Regions from separate parts of the Homo sapiens genome. Here region 2 is linked to region 1. Evidence: chromatin contacts called from ENCODE Hi-C or POLR2A ChIA-PET data. All regions are on one chromosome and are shown on one strand. The core of a region is the stretch at or near the end of the contact, and the rest is flanking DNA. Distances in the headings are between cores, read along the strand shown.

Region 1 (7,122 bases), core at 1,325-3,824:
CAGAGCTCAACAATGTTGATGTCTTTGAAAGAAGGATGGACACCCAGACCCGATGGATAAATGCTCAGAATGTAAGGCAGGACAGGCACAGCTCCCACGCCACTTAAGTATCACAGGTATCCTTGGTTTTGGAAAGAGAACTGACAGACATGGACCATGGAGGCAAACCAGCCAGAACGTGCAAGGGCCAAGGGGGCATCTGAGATACCTTTTTGCACTGAACGCACTGCATGGCATGTTGTTTCTCATAGCAGGGCACACAGAAATTCTGATTGTCTTTGGGGATGAAACTCTTGGTTCCAATTGGCTGCTGGCAGCGGTGGCAGATGAAGCAGGTCTCATGCCAGCTGCTGCCCTTGTACTCCATCTTGCGGGTACCTGTCATCAGGGTCAAGAGGAACACAGCAGAGTTATGGTTAGAGGGGTGTGGAGTCCCAGCAATCTGCCTTCAGAGCTTGCTGCCCTCTAGTTTTATGACCAGAGCAAGCCACTTCAGCTCTTGAAGGCTCGCCTCTACATGGAGGTAATTCCTATTTTGTGCAGGGCGTGGACTTTGTCTTTTGGTTCACTACTGTACACCCAGCTCCTAGAACAACACGTGTACATTTTAGGCACTTAACATTTATTTATTGAATACCGTGGTTAGGAATGTTAAATCTAAAAAAAGTTAAGTCTCTCTCAGCAATGCAAAGTATAAAGAGAAGTGTGGCATAGCTCCGATGAATTCCCATGGAGCATGACTTTTGGAGTCTAGGGACTGTATTCACCTATTGCACACCTGATAATGAACACCCCGTCTGGTTCACAGCAGGATGGAAATGGCTAGAGTGTGAATGAACCTGGAACCTCGAACCTGATTCAGTGAGCAGCCTCTACAACACTCACTTTACATACTGCCTGTTGAACCAAGTTGTGATGTATCTAGGTAGTTTTATGCACTGTACTAAGTGCTATAATTAAAACCTACATGTAGTTTTTTTTTGTTTTCGAGACAGGGTCTCACTCTGTCACCCAGGCTGGAGTGCAGTGGTGCGATCCTGGCTCACTGCAGCCTTGAACATCTGGGCTCCAGGGAAACTCCTGCCTCAACCTGAGTAGCTGGAACTACAGGTGCACACCACCATGCCTGGCTGAAATCTTCATGTGTTACTTGTACATCCCATTTAGTAATTGCCTAAACCTACGCCATCCATTGTCTTTTGAATAACTATTAGCATTTGATACATTTCTACCATTTCTCCAAGTGAACTGAGGAGCTCTAGAGAACTGAAACACTTATGGGTCACCCCTGCCACCACCAAGCTGGACTCACTGCAAGTGCTCGGTGTCTGTTGACTGACATTTTTTCATTTTTGTTTGCCAGAAAGAAGTGTATCTATTTATAGTAACGGATGATTCCAGATAGGCGTATAAACAAGTACCCTTCATATAAAGCAAAGGTAAAGAACAATCTGGGGAAATAAGTATCAGGGACAAAGAAAGAGGAAAGTGTTGTAAGTGCCCGGACTAGCTGAGGGGCCTGGCCACTGTGTAAGACCAAATCCAGACTGCTGCCTGCTTTTCAAATGAAGTTTTATTGGAACACAGCCACGCCCATTAATTTACTTCCATTGTTTACATCCGCTTTTAAGCTAGACGGCCGAGTAGTGTGCAGCTGTGTGCAGTTGTGCAGTTGTTGTGTAGTTGTAATAGTTGAGTAGTTGTGACAGAGACTGTATGGTCCACAAAGCCCCAAATATTTATCTGATTTTTGAAGGAAAAATGTTGCCAATCCCTGGGGACTGTGGCATGAGGGTCACATACATGTGACTTCAACTGGGGGTCAGGGAATGATGGGGAATCAAGCCGACAGAGGGACTGCCCCGCTCCAGACCAGGTGGAAGCAGCTGCAGTAACACAGGTGGCTTATAGGAGTCTATAGACTAGTCCATAGCTCTCAGCCCCAAAATCTTATGGTCCCAAGGACAAAGCTAGGGGTTGTATTTTAGCTGGCTAGAAAGTTGGTCATGAAATGTCTGTCCTCCAGTAATTAGGAATGTGCTGAGAATTATCACGATTGTTATTTAGGATCATTTTCTCAGCTTCCTGTACTTCCAAGACCAGACATTTGAGATTATATAAAATAAGCAGGGTGTGTGTTGGGGGGCAATGTGTGAGAGGGAATTTGGGATGGTGACACGCAGCGATCTTTTAATTCAAAACTAAGCTGTACAATCTATGGAATTCAATTGTGGGGTGATGAATCCTAAAACAAACATTACATGAAGCAATTGAAATTCAAGTAAAAATAGTGGAAGGACTTTGAATTCACAAAGATTTTCTTCAACCTCCATGCATACTTTTGTCACTTGCTCTTTGGATCTCTGACATTCATTCTGATCAAGCAGCCCAGAAGCCAAAGGATTTTGCCAATGAATATGGGGCAATTATGACTCTCATGGCATTCTTGTCGAGTTCTGAAATAAGTCTGATCAGATCAACACCAGTTCGAGGGCAACTCTACGTGCAGGGAATGCACAGGGCACCTGGAGCCTCAGGGACATGGCGCGTGCACCTCAGGCATGGCGACAGCAGTGGCCGCAAGCCTGCATGGTCATATGCAGCAATACCGGCAGGTGGCAGGAGCGTTCCTTCTCCTAACTGAATCGCACACTCTGAACCAAGTCTCCCGCAGGCGGAAGCGCAGTCTTGAAGAAGGGATGTCTTAATCTGATTCAAATAGTCAAATGAGGCTGGCTGCGGTGCCTCAGCCTTGTAATCCCAGCACTTTGGGAGGCTAAGGCGGGAGATCTCTTGAGCCCAGGAGTTGGCGACCAGCCTGGGCAACATAGAGAGTCCCTGTCTCTACCCCCCCAAAAAAAAAATTAGGCGGGTGTGGTGGTGTGTGCCTGAGGTCCTAGACACGTAGGAGGCTGAGGTGGGAGGATCATTTGAGCCCGAGAGGTCAAGGCTGCAGTGAGCAGTGATCGTACCACTACTCTCCCGCCTGAGCGAAAGAGCGAGATCCTGGCTCAAAAAAAAAAAAAGTCAAATGAGGAGCCAGAAATTTGGTTGCAGGGTTGGAGACAGAATCGCTACTTGAGTCTGCTCAGAGGCTGTGGTGCATCTGTAAGCAACGTCTGCTAATAGGGGCGCGAGAGCCGGTAAACCCCAGCACTGGGGTTACTGATGGTATTCCAGTTTCCTGATTGGTCATCAGGAAACTGACTTGTGTGGGGGGTGTGGAGCTGGTGGGTGAGTTTTTCACTTGTCCTCTAAATGTAAATTCACCGCAAAAGCTGTGCACTGACGCTGTAAACCCATATTCATCTTGAATGGGTTCTAACACTTTTAAAAATCAAACCCAGGCAAGCAAGTGCTTTGATTCAGTGTTTTGTCGGTGCTGGTTTGTTTTGCATACACCGGGATTCTTCTAGACGCCCTGCCTTTGGTGCCCAGTCCGTTTCTTCTGGCAGAGGCACCTGTAAAATGGGGATGAAGCCATCCAACCCAGGGAACACCGAAGATTCAATGGGATTCTGTAAAGCAGCAGGGTCTGACGCCTGTGTGTGTGCTCAGGGGCTGGAAGCTGTAGCTGTGTTGTTATTATTACTACACAGCATTTCTTACCACAGAGCCTGAATTCTTGCTTCCCCCATTCCTTAGTAGAAGAGGCTGCCGGCCAGTTAATTCTCAGATATTCAGTATGGGTTACCTCTCACTGAACATTAGGTTTTTACTTCTTATCTGATCATGTTTTTCTTTTCTTTCCCTCCCCAGTAAACACCATGAGAAAGGGAAGGTGTGATGGTTAATTTTATGTGTCAGCGTGGCTGGGCTCTGGTACCCAGTTGTTTGGTCAAAAAACAGGTTTACTTGTTGCCGTGAAGGTGTTTTTTAGATGTGACTAACATCTAAGTCAGCAAGCTTCGAGTGCAGCACGTTACCCACGTATCAGGGCCGGGCTTCATCTAATCGGTAGTGGGCCTTAGGGGCAAAGACTAAGGTTTCCCTAAGGGCAACTAATTCTTCTCAAGACTGCAATAGACACACCCTGCCTGAGTTTCCAGCCTGCCGCCCTACGGAATTCAAATGCTCCCATTTGGAACTGCAGTATCATCTCTTCCCTGAGCCTCCAGCCTGCTGCCCTGTTCTATAGATTCCAGACTTACCGCCTCCACAATCTCATGAGCCAATCCCTTGAAATCTCTCTCTCTCTCTCTCTCTCTCTCTCTCCTTATGTATGTATCTATGTGTATACATTTCCTTGATTGATTCTGTTTCTCTGGAGAACGTGACTAACACAGAAAGTCAAGACAGGTGAAAAATTCAAAATCCGGGAAATATGCATACTTTTTATGTCATGGTTGGTGCTAACAGTTAAAGTCTTTAAACAGCCCCTAGAGTCCCCAGTGGAAGCTTCCTTGGGCCCTTGTTCAGGAAACTAGTAAGGGTTTAATTTGTTTTTCAATTAATGTCGTGGTTCTTATTGTTACTGAGTGTTGTGTCTCTGCAGTGACTCCCTGTGGGGCAGGACACAGGTCAGCCTGGCTTTCTACGGGCTTCAATTCTCATTTGCACTGTCGCACAGCACTGGGGCCCGAGTTTCCAGCCTCTGCAGGATCCACATGATCTTAGAAGAGGCCTTCTTGCCTGGAGCTGCCCCATCTAAAGTCACCATGCAGCCCTTCCAGCTGTTTTCCCTTACAGCTGCCAACAGGGCTGGGACTGTGTCAGCCTGGGCATTTTTCTTCCCTGTCATAGTGTGTCACAGTTGTTTTAAAGTTATATTAACCAGAGAAATGTAGTGGCAGTAAGAAACCATCTTACCAAAGGTCAGATTACCTCCTTGCCTTTTTAAAAAATGATTATTCCTTATCCTACATAACTTTCTTTTTTTTTTGAGACGGAGTCTCACTCTGTCACCCAGGCTGGAGTGCAGTGGCGTGATCTCAGCTCACTGCAAGCTCCATCTCCTGGGTTCAGGCCATTCTCCTGCCTCAGCCTCCCGAGTAGCTGGGACTACAGACGCCCGCCACTATGCCCGGCTAATTTTTTGTATTTTTAGTAGAGACAGCGTTTTACCATGTTAGCCTGGCTGGTCTCAAACTCCTGACCTCGTGATCCGCCCTCCTTAGCCTTGCAAAGTGCTGGGATTACAGGGGTGAGCCACCACACCTGGCATCCTACATATATTTCTAAACTATTTCCCATATGTCAGTCTCTTCAGTATTTCTTTATTATCAAAAACAAAGCAAACCAACATGATGAAACCCCATCTCTACTAAAAATACAAAAATTAGCCAGGTGTGGTGGTGCACGCCTGTAGTCTCAGCTACTTAGGAGGCTAAGGCAGAAGAATCTCTTGAACCTGGGAGGCAGAGGTTGCAGTGAGTCAAGATTGCACCACTGAACCACATTGGCCAGGCCGATTTCAAACTCCTGACCTCAAGTGATCCACCCACCTCAGCCTCCCAAAGTACTGGAATTACAGGTATAAGCCACCGCACCCAGCTTCTTTCTGTATTTTGAAATTCCACATATTTTTGTCCACTTTGCTTTTTAAAATAAAAGATTCTGCTCTCCTACATAAAAAACAAAACAAAACAAATAACTCCCCCCACATACACACACAAAAAAACCATGAGGGACACAGTCCCATCAACACACAAGGCACCTTTATTGCCATCCTCGGCACCTGGCCCAGTTGCGGCTGTGCCCTTTTTGACTGTCCGTCTAGAACACCAACTCTACAAGGGCAGAGGACCAGGTGCACCTCGGCTCACACCCTACGAATGCTCAGCTCGAGCCCAGTGCCTGGCACGCAAGGGCACCATGCACACTTGGTGAAATAACTGAATGAGTACAAATTCAGCAGGTAGAAGGGAAGAAAAGAGAAACTATCTATGGTGGTGGGAGAGTGGGGGCTGATGCAGGAGATGTATTTTTAAGGGGGATACCCACCATTTTCTTACTCTAACAATTTGACTGCATAACACTGCCCCACGTGCACAGCAAAAAGATCCCGTTACTGCCCATGATAGAACCTGTATGTCCCTGCTTCGTAAGTACTCTAAATACTCCTCTGCAGTTCAAGGTCAAACTGGAAAGTCAACACGAGTGTCTGGAACCAAGTCAATGTGAACAGGGGGTCAGAGGAACGTGCACAAGGCTTGAAGCTAGACTGGCTCACGCATGAGAAAGGAGTGCCTCCTGACCTGGCATGATGGTCTTCTTGCATTCCTGGCACTTGGATGAGTACTCGTTGGAATAGCAGTCTGTACAGAGCAGCTGGTCCTCCTTGGCAGCAAAGGGCTTGTCCACCAGTGAGTTTCTGCACTGCGAGCAGTGGAAACAGGCTTCATGCCAGTGCCGGTCCTTGTAAGACAAGTCCTGTGGGGCCAGACCACACAAGACAGTCAGAGGCAGGACAGGAGGGCTTGGACCCACAGCATAGGGGCCCCTTGCGAATCTGCAGGGCAAACAAGGAAAGAAGTTGGGCCGAGGCACCCTGGCGCACCCACATTCATGCCCCAGGACCACCTAACTGCTGAAATCAATTAAGACTAGGCTGCTTTTCTCTTGCTGCATTTTAGAGCAACAGGTTAGACAGATGTGCATGTATGCACATGTCTGTGTGTGAGAGATGCTTCTAAAAAACAAAGGGATTTCCCTTATGTATTGCCTGCAAGAAAGAGAAACAGAAAACATGAACACCTATCAATTCGTCTCACACCACATCCGGTGACAGAGAAACAGACTGCAGGACATCCTTGGCTGAGGGAGCCCTGCCCAACTCAGATCACTGTGGTCACCGGCATGGCAGAGAGGCTCTGGGTGTCGGGATGTTCACAGGAGGCCCAAGGACTGTTTGGTGGGAGACGGTCAGGAGAGACTGTGTGTGTGGGTGCTACCTCTGTGGGTGGCCGTGAGCTGGGGGAGGAAGGGAATTTCAGGCAGAGAAAGAGCACAGACACAGAAGATCTGGGGACGGGGGGCATGTCAGATTGGAGGGACCACAGGCCAGGGGCGAGGTGGGAGGGCCCCCCGGCCTGGCTGGACTGGAAGATATGGCTGCCTTTTTGCCTTTTATGTCTGTGTAGAGATTCCATTGATCCTGAAGGCAGTGGACAGCTGCTTTTC
Region 2 (7,122 bases), core at 1,245-3,744, 740 kb after region 1:
CTCACACTGACTGCCCAACAGCAGAGCTGGGGATGCCGCCCAGGCTGGTTCACAGACTGTTTGGGATGAGGCCGGCATCTCCTGGTATTGTTACAGCTAGCTCCCCAGGAGATTCTAATATAAGGCCAAGGTGGAGAGGCATGCAGGAGACTCTGAAAGTGATGCGGAGGTGGCAGGAGGAGGGTCACATTCCCCTTTGTTTCCACTGCACATTTGCTCCACACTTCCATAGCTTGGCTTGTGTTCTTTGCTCTGCCAGCTGAGACCGTCTTGTCTACTTTCCACCTGGCAGAGTGCTACTCATCCTTTAGGGACAAGCTCTGATGCCACCTCCTGGAGAAGCTTCTCTGGCTCATTGCCCAGGGAAAGCCCTTTGCCAACTGCCCCCAACTGTGAACTCCCCAGAAGGACTGGTGTCCGAACCCCCTTTGCCCTGCTGGAGCCCAGCACGATGTGAGGTGCGATACCAGCATGGGATGAGCATCTGCTGAATGACCTGCGGAGCGCCACGGATCACGCCACTCACTGAGGCGGAGACGGCAACAGAGGTGCTTGGGGAGATCTCCTAAGCGCGGCATCACAGGAACAAGAGTGCCCTCGGGGGTTTTGTTTGCTTGTGTACCTCCCTGTGGTGGAAAGCAGGCAGCTGGGAAGAAGGGACTGCCTTTGGGAACAAGCTTGATTATAACAACCCTGGGGTCTCTTCCCGCCTGACAGCAAAAAAGAGCCCCTGCCAGCAGCTCTGTGAACAGCACCAGCCCCCTCAGCACCAGACACTCAGCCTGGCTTTCCCAGAGCTCCCCGCTCCAGCTCTGAGAAGGAAAAGGGGAAGGATCAGGTGGAGAAGAAAAGCACACGCATGGCCTGGCGCGGTGGCTCAAGCCTGTAATCCCAGCACCTTGGGAGGCCGAGATGGGCAGATCACCGGAGGTCGGGAGTTCGACACCAGCCTGACCAACATGGAGAAACCCTGTCTCTGCTAAAATTACAAAATTAGCTGGGTGTGGTGGTGGGCGCCTGTAATCCCAGCTACTAGGGAGGCTGAGGCAGGAGAATTGCTTGAACCTGGGAGGCGGAGGTTGCAGTGAGCCGAGATCGTGCCATTGCACTCCAGCCTGGGCAACAAGAGTGAAACTCCGTCTCAAAAAAAAAAAAAAAAAGCACATGCATCAAACCCCCTGAAAGCCTTATTTATTTATTTAAAAAGCAGGTTCAAAGGCTATCTCTGTTTTCTTAATAAACATTTATATGCCAATTCCACAGGTGTATCAGTTCTATCTATGTAGGTTCTGTTCTTGGGGGGAAGGCCTTACACTGAGAAAAGGCTGGGGATACTGAGGAATGGGGATTCCTGTCAACACAGAAACTACAGCTGCAACAAATCTCAGTAAAGGAACATTGAGGAAGGATGGGCATGGGCCTCTTGGAAGCAGAGGGGAATTCCTTGACAGTTCTGCCTGAACCTGATTCTCTGGCCTGGCTGATACTTCTGATACATGTGAGGAAGGTAGGAAGCAGTGGGCCTGAGTTGGTAGGACAGGAGGTCCACCCACTGCCAGCTCCCTCAGCCTGGAAACTCCCCTCTACACCAGTGCCGTAGGTGTAACTCTTTTTGTTTTTTACAACCTTATTTTGGAGATGAGGTAATGGAAGGTCAAAGCGCTGGAGTGACCTGCATTCAGCAGAGTGAAATTTATCTTGACTCCAAGTTCAGAATTCTTTTTCCTGCCCTATTGTGTTCATAATTTCAGAACTACCTGTAGATTTTTTTTTCTTTTTTCAAACTGTGGCTCTCAGGCTGGCACCAGGCCATTCTCCAACCTCACTGTAGTGAGTATCGGATTTAGGCAACTCCCGCGTCACAGGCTCCTCCACAGGTGGGTTTGGGGCTGTGCTGCTGTCCTGCCCATTGCCTCTGTCTGCATCCGGGGCTCTGCTCTCAAAGCTGAGCGCACAGATGCACCTCTGCTGCTTGTTTTGCACCTTCCCACCACACTCAGTCAGGGCCACTGTGATGGTGGGCTCACCAGTCTGCTAGTGCATTCCAGCCACATTCACAGAAAGCCCACCTTTGTCCAGAGCGGCAGTGGCCTTCAACAAGCCAGCCGAGGCCAGTCTTCAGTCTGATCTAAAGCCCAGGCTCACTCATCAGAGCAGCGGTGTCCACTCACACACCGTCTCTCAGAGAGGAGCCATGGAAGAGCACAGTGGCAGCTTTCCATTCCACCGAAACATGCTGACCCCAAGCCCTGGAGGAACACAATCCAGGGCAATACATGCTGGGTAAGCCCCCCGACCGGGATGGGTTAACTAGGCTGCCAGGGTCAGGATGTGAAGAACCACGCCAGGTACCTGCTCAACCAAACAAGGGACTTGTGGTGGAGACATTCAGCAGCTTGAATATCACTTAATCCCAAAGGGCTGCAGCCTGGGAAGTCCAAAAGGCTCCCAAAATAACCTGCAGTCTGCTGGGTATTTCCCACCGTTGACTCATTCATAAGTGCACTGGAAGGAGAGTTACGACTGTGGGTGCATTTCCCTGCGTGACTCGCCAGGGGCAGCTCCCCACCCAGCCAGCACCGACACAAGGTTCATCTGCAGGCACCACGGTCACCGGGTAAGCTATGCTGCCTTCAGGTACGGTGACAAAAGGTGCTCAGCAGCACTCCCTCTGAGGTCCCACCTGAGGCCCAACTGGGCCTCAAGGAAATAGTCCCTAGTACAAGAGGAGGCTGTTCTGCCTGGGCTGCAGTGGAAAGGCGTGGATCCCGTGGGACGCCCACTGCATACCCCCACAGACCTTGCTGACACAGTCCTGAAAGTTTGTATGCTCCAGTGTGTGCATTAGGCTAAGATGCAATGTCAGTGGCAGCCTGGAATACTTCCTTCCTCATGTCCTTAAGAGTCCTGCTGGATTTCAGTTTCTATAGCATATCACATCCATCATCTGTACTTTGGTTTAAATTAGCCTACCTATTTCACTAACACAGTACTTTGCAACATGAGGATTTGTAATTCATGTGTGAAATATTCACTGTGTGCGCTAATGTGAAAATGTAAAGTAAAAGAAAGGGGTGTGTGTGCAAGAGAGAAGATGCTATGCAATTATGCCCCATCCAAAATATCTGTCTTCCCTGGGCTCTAGAATGCAACTGCAGACCCTGTGTACAGCCCTCCCAGCATGGTCTGAGGCCTTCCATCTCCCCCACTTCAAGATAAGGCCTGCAGGGACTTGGCACAAATTGAGTGTGCAGCAAAATCCAGGGCATGAGTATCACAGGGATCTGGTGTGGACAGCTGATGGCAGCAGAGCTCCCTCAGCCTTCTCATTGTTCTTCTAACAGAAGACAGTGTGAGATTCGGTCCCTCTGGCTTCATTTCACAGAACAGGAGAGATGCCAGGAGATTCGTGCAAGAGTCAAGGCTGCTACTGGGGGCCGGGGAACGAAGGGCTGTGTGCAGGTCAAAGCAGCATGATGATCAAGGAGTAACCAACAGGGGAGAGGACCGGCCGGGGGTGAGGGGCAGCGAGGAGCTCTCATGATCACTTAGCAATGTCCCCAGCCGCTGTGCTTTATGTGTTTAAGATGTAACAAAGATTCTTTGCTTGGCCAAACTTCGTTCAGCCTCGAGTACCTTCTCCTAGGCCCATTTGTGCACTTCCTTGTAAAATGTAGTTTTGACAAGAACCCTGCTAAGTCAGTTTCACAAGAAACCCTTACCCTCGATATCTGATCACCCTCGACATCTGACATTCCTCACCCCCCATATCCCCTAGAGTGTGTCCGACCACCCTGGCCTGTTGTCAGCAAGAATCCTGTTAGGTTGGTTTAGCTAGAATCCGCCTTACCTCTGATGCTTCCTCTTAATAATTTTCCATCCACTCACCTCCTCCCTGCTCCTTGGCTGTAAATTCTGCTTGCCTGTGCTGTATTTGGAGTTGATCCCAGTCTTTCCCCCCCGAAAAATCCCACTGCAGTGATCCGTATTCCTGTCATGATGGTCCTGAATAAAGTCTTCCTCACCATACTTTAGTACCATTGAATAACTGTTTAACAAATCCTATGGCTTTCCGCCACAAACGAAGGCCCAATGTAAGAATCACTTAACATACCACAGTATCAATAAAAAGGCTAAACATCATACCAGCTTTGAATTGGTCTTAGAAGTATGATTTTTCCACAATTTCCCTTTGGAAGAATAGCAAGGCTTTTAAAATGATATAGCACTGGATTCAAACCCCAATTCTACCACATCTGACCTGTCCTGGGCAAATCCAAACCTGGGATAAATCACATAAGGTGGAAAGCAGAATGACCCCTCCTGTGAAGGTGAGTGCCATAACTGAACTGTGGACCAAAGCCTCTTCGAAAATAAACTTAGGACAATAGCTCTACCTGAACCATACTCATCTATTTTCTAATCTGAGATGCAAACTTTGCTGAACATGATTCCACTTAAAATATAGCTTTGATGTATGATGCACTTAACCCAGCGACATACTCCCTGAGTCCTCATCACAGGCATCTGGTACAGCAACGAGTGAGATGCTAAGACAGGCATGAGGAATCTGCTCAAAAACACGGCTGCAAGGTAAGCAATCATACCCATCCAGCTTGGAAAGGGAGAACGAGACGCTGAGCTGTTTCTGGCCACCCTCAAAGAGGTCTTCACCTCAGAAGTGACTTGTCGGAAATGTAGCAGAAAAGGAAATAGGTGGACACACCTCCTTATTTCCCTTCCTCAGTAAGCCGAGTGTTTCTAAAGACAGGCTGGCTCAGGCAGGCCTGCGAGTCTCTCCCTAGACTGCTCCACAGAGCCATCTGACAAGAGCAAGGCATGATATCTCAATTGGACAGAAAAGAATGAAGTCAGTGACTTCATCAAATTCTTGCTGGGAAATAGAATTCTGTGTGACAAAGGAAACAAAACACATTCTGAAAGGCCTCCCTCGGGACTTCTGCCTCCTGCCACCAGAAGCTGCCTACAGAGACTGAAGCCCACCACGTTCTCGATTAACTGCAGTCATGGACGGCTCCAGAGATCTTCTCCCTTTTGTCTCTGGCACAAAAGCTTGCTCGGTGTGAAGACAACACATGAGTTATCACCTCTGCCAACAATGCATGCATTCTTGGGGAGGCTAGGGGACACTGGGAGCCCTGGCTGTGGCCAAGGAGGCACTAAATCAAGCTGCTTCTTGGAGGCTTTCATGGTTTCCTCTAAACAAAGCAGCTCTCATCTCACAGCATGAAGGAGTTTCTGAACACAGTTGCTAAAAAGGCACCAGGCTGTCCTCGAGATGTGGAATTCTCAACTGAGCAGGTGGACTAAGGGGTTCGCAGGTCACGGCACGAGCTCCTAGGAACCCCAAGTAGCAGCAAGAGGGTTACATGAGATGATAGTAAGTTTCACCACTTTCACTTACCATAAAGGAAAGCGGCCACTACAAATCCAATAATTAGTCCACTCAACATTTCTCTCCTGCGCCCACGTACCTGGTGGTCTTCTGGAAGCTGGGGACGCAACCATGAATGAAACAAAGTCCCTGGTTTTGAAGAGCATACACTGTACTAACAGAGATTGGGGCTGAAAAATTCGTATTTCAGTTGGTTACAAGGGCACTGAAGACAACTAACATGGTTATGGTAACTAGCCTGGTGCCATAATGCAGAGAAGCATCAAGAAGGTTCCCTTAAGGAGAGGATGAATGAACAAGAATGCCTGGAAGAAAAGCAAGACGCTGCTGGGACAGGCAGGAGCAAGGGAGCAAGGAAGCCCGGCCTGAGGGAAGGTGCGGAGGCAACAGGGCTGTGTCCCGTGCTCTGCTGGAGCTGCAGAGCCACTTGAGCTTCCGACCCCTCTTTACAAGGCTCCCTCCAGCTGCGGGGTTGAGAGTACACAGGACAGGGAGAATGAGAGTGGCTCCAAGGCTACGGCAATAAATAGGGGTGGGGCGGCAGCAGTGTAGACCAGGGACTGGAGTCTGGATCTACCTAGGGAGGGCACGGCCATTAGGATGTGCTGGTGGATCTGTGCAGTGAAGGAAGGAGAAGAGCCATGTGTAGTCACAGAGCCTCCATTTAGGGGCACCAAGATACCACTTAGTGACAGGGGGAGGTGGGAGAGCTGGCATGGGCTGTTGGGAGCCTAAAGCTGAGTTTGGACTCACCTCTCCCCAGGAATGCACTCAGCGAAACTCAGCTATACAATGCAGTTGCCCTTGGAGAGTCATCCCACTGTGTAACAGGCTAGGCTTTTGGTTCTACGTTGGTAGCGGAGCAGCCAACACAGACAAGGAGACACACACCACGGAGAATGCTCATGAAGAGCGGGGGCTCTGGCTTCAAAACCCAGGCTACCACTGTGTGGCCACCTAAGCTTGGGCAACTCATATAACCTCTGCGCTCCAGCATCCTTGCCTGAAAAAGGAGGGGAATAATGTCACCTGCAGATCATAGGACAGAAGAGTGAGCTAACGTGATCAACCAATCAATGGGTAGATGCATATGTACTACACAGAAATACACAGAGCTATAATTCTTCCCCCTGGAATACACTCAATTGATAACAAACCATGCCACAGGATTTTCAGAGTAACAGGATGCAAATCGACTCGAGTCCCACAAAATGCCATGCTGGAAAGTGCTCTAGGAGGCTACAGATCAGAAGAGCAAAGCAGCCTGGGCAGACAACCACGAAGAGGAGTGACCGGGGAGCTGGGGGTGGGAGGGAGGATTAGCAAAACCAAAGATGCCGGCAGAGCCTCTCACCAGGCAGGCCTGGGGTGCTCCTCCCAAGGGAGGCCAGAGGGCTGTGGGAACAGGTGTGGAATCAGCAAACCCACCCTGACCCCAGATGGTATCTGAGGGTACCAAGCAGTCAGTGTCGGCACAGACATCTTTGCCACACACTTGGACCACCGACCACAGATCACTGGGACCTCTGCTGGCTCCAGAAGTCTCCCTGGGTTGAGGGTGGCCAGTGGAGGATGGTACCGAGGGCCTGCCGGCATTGTCAAGGTGACGGCCCAGCCTGACCAGATGTGGCTCACCTCCCCACCCTACCTGTCCAGGCTTCTCAGCCATCCGAGGACACCCAGTACAGGCACACCCCTGGCTACAG

Evidence for each region. A loop is a pair of places that touch in the nucleus more often than their neighbours do. ChIA-PET counts read pairs that join two places held with the same protein, here RNA polymerase II (POLR2A). Pooled maps may share reads with other maps.
Region 2: a map of B cell shows a loop between it and region 1 (4-fold over the local background). The contact joins two enhancer-like sites. A Hi-C loop is called at or near these places in 6 of 168 maps with a recorded cell type or tissue (B cell, CD4-positive, alpha-beta T cell, CD4-positive, alpha-beta memory T cell and 2 more), 6 of 37 single-sample maps with no recorded cell type and 12 of 50 pooled maps. POLR2A ChIA-PET finds 5 or more read pairs at or near these places in 2 of 52 experiments (PC-9 and activated T-cell).

What each region holds. Positions count from the first base shown.
Region 1 is chr2:105,367,362-105,374,483 of GRCh38, forward strand. It overlaps FHL2 (four and a half LIM domains 2), which reads right to left. Exons shown (of 7, transcript NM_001318895.3): 4 at 6,198-6,372; 5 at 209-378. It also overlaps a transcript of C2orf49 not described here. Among named protein-coding and RNA genes, the nearest start is that of FHL2, 28 kb to the right of the region's middle. RefSeq lists enhancers at 2,049-2,550, 2,551-3,050, 6,534-6,813. Within about 2 kb of position 2,575, at least 12 of the 41 ENCODE cell types and tissues checked have a DNase peak (open chromatin) inside an H3K27ac peak, as active enhancers do.
Region 2 is chr2:106,105,222-106,112,343 of GRCh38, forward strand. The region is part of intron 10 of UXS1 (UDP-glucuronate decarboxylase 1); the gene reads right to left. Among named protein-coding and RNA genes, the nearest start is that of ECRG4, 43 kb to the left of the region's middle. Within about 2 kb of position 2,495, at least 4 of the 41 ENCODE cell types and tissues checked have a DNase peak (open chromatin) inside an H3K27ac peak, as active enhancers do.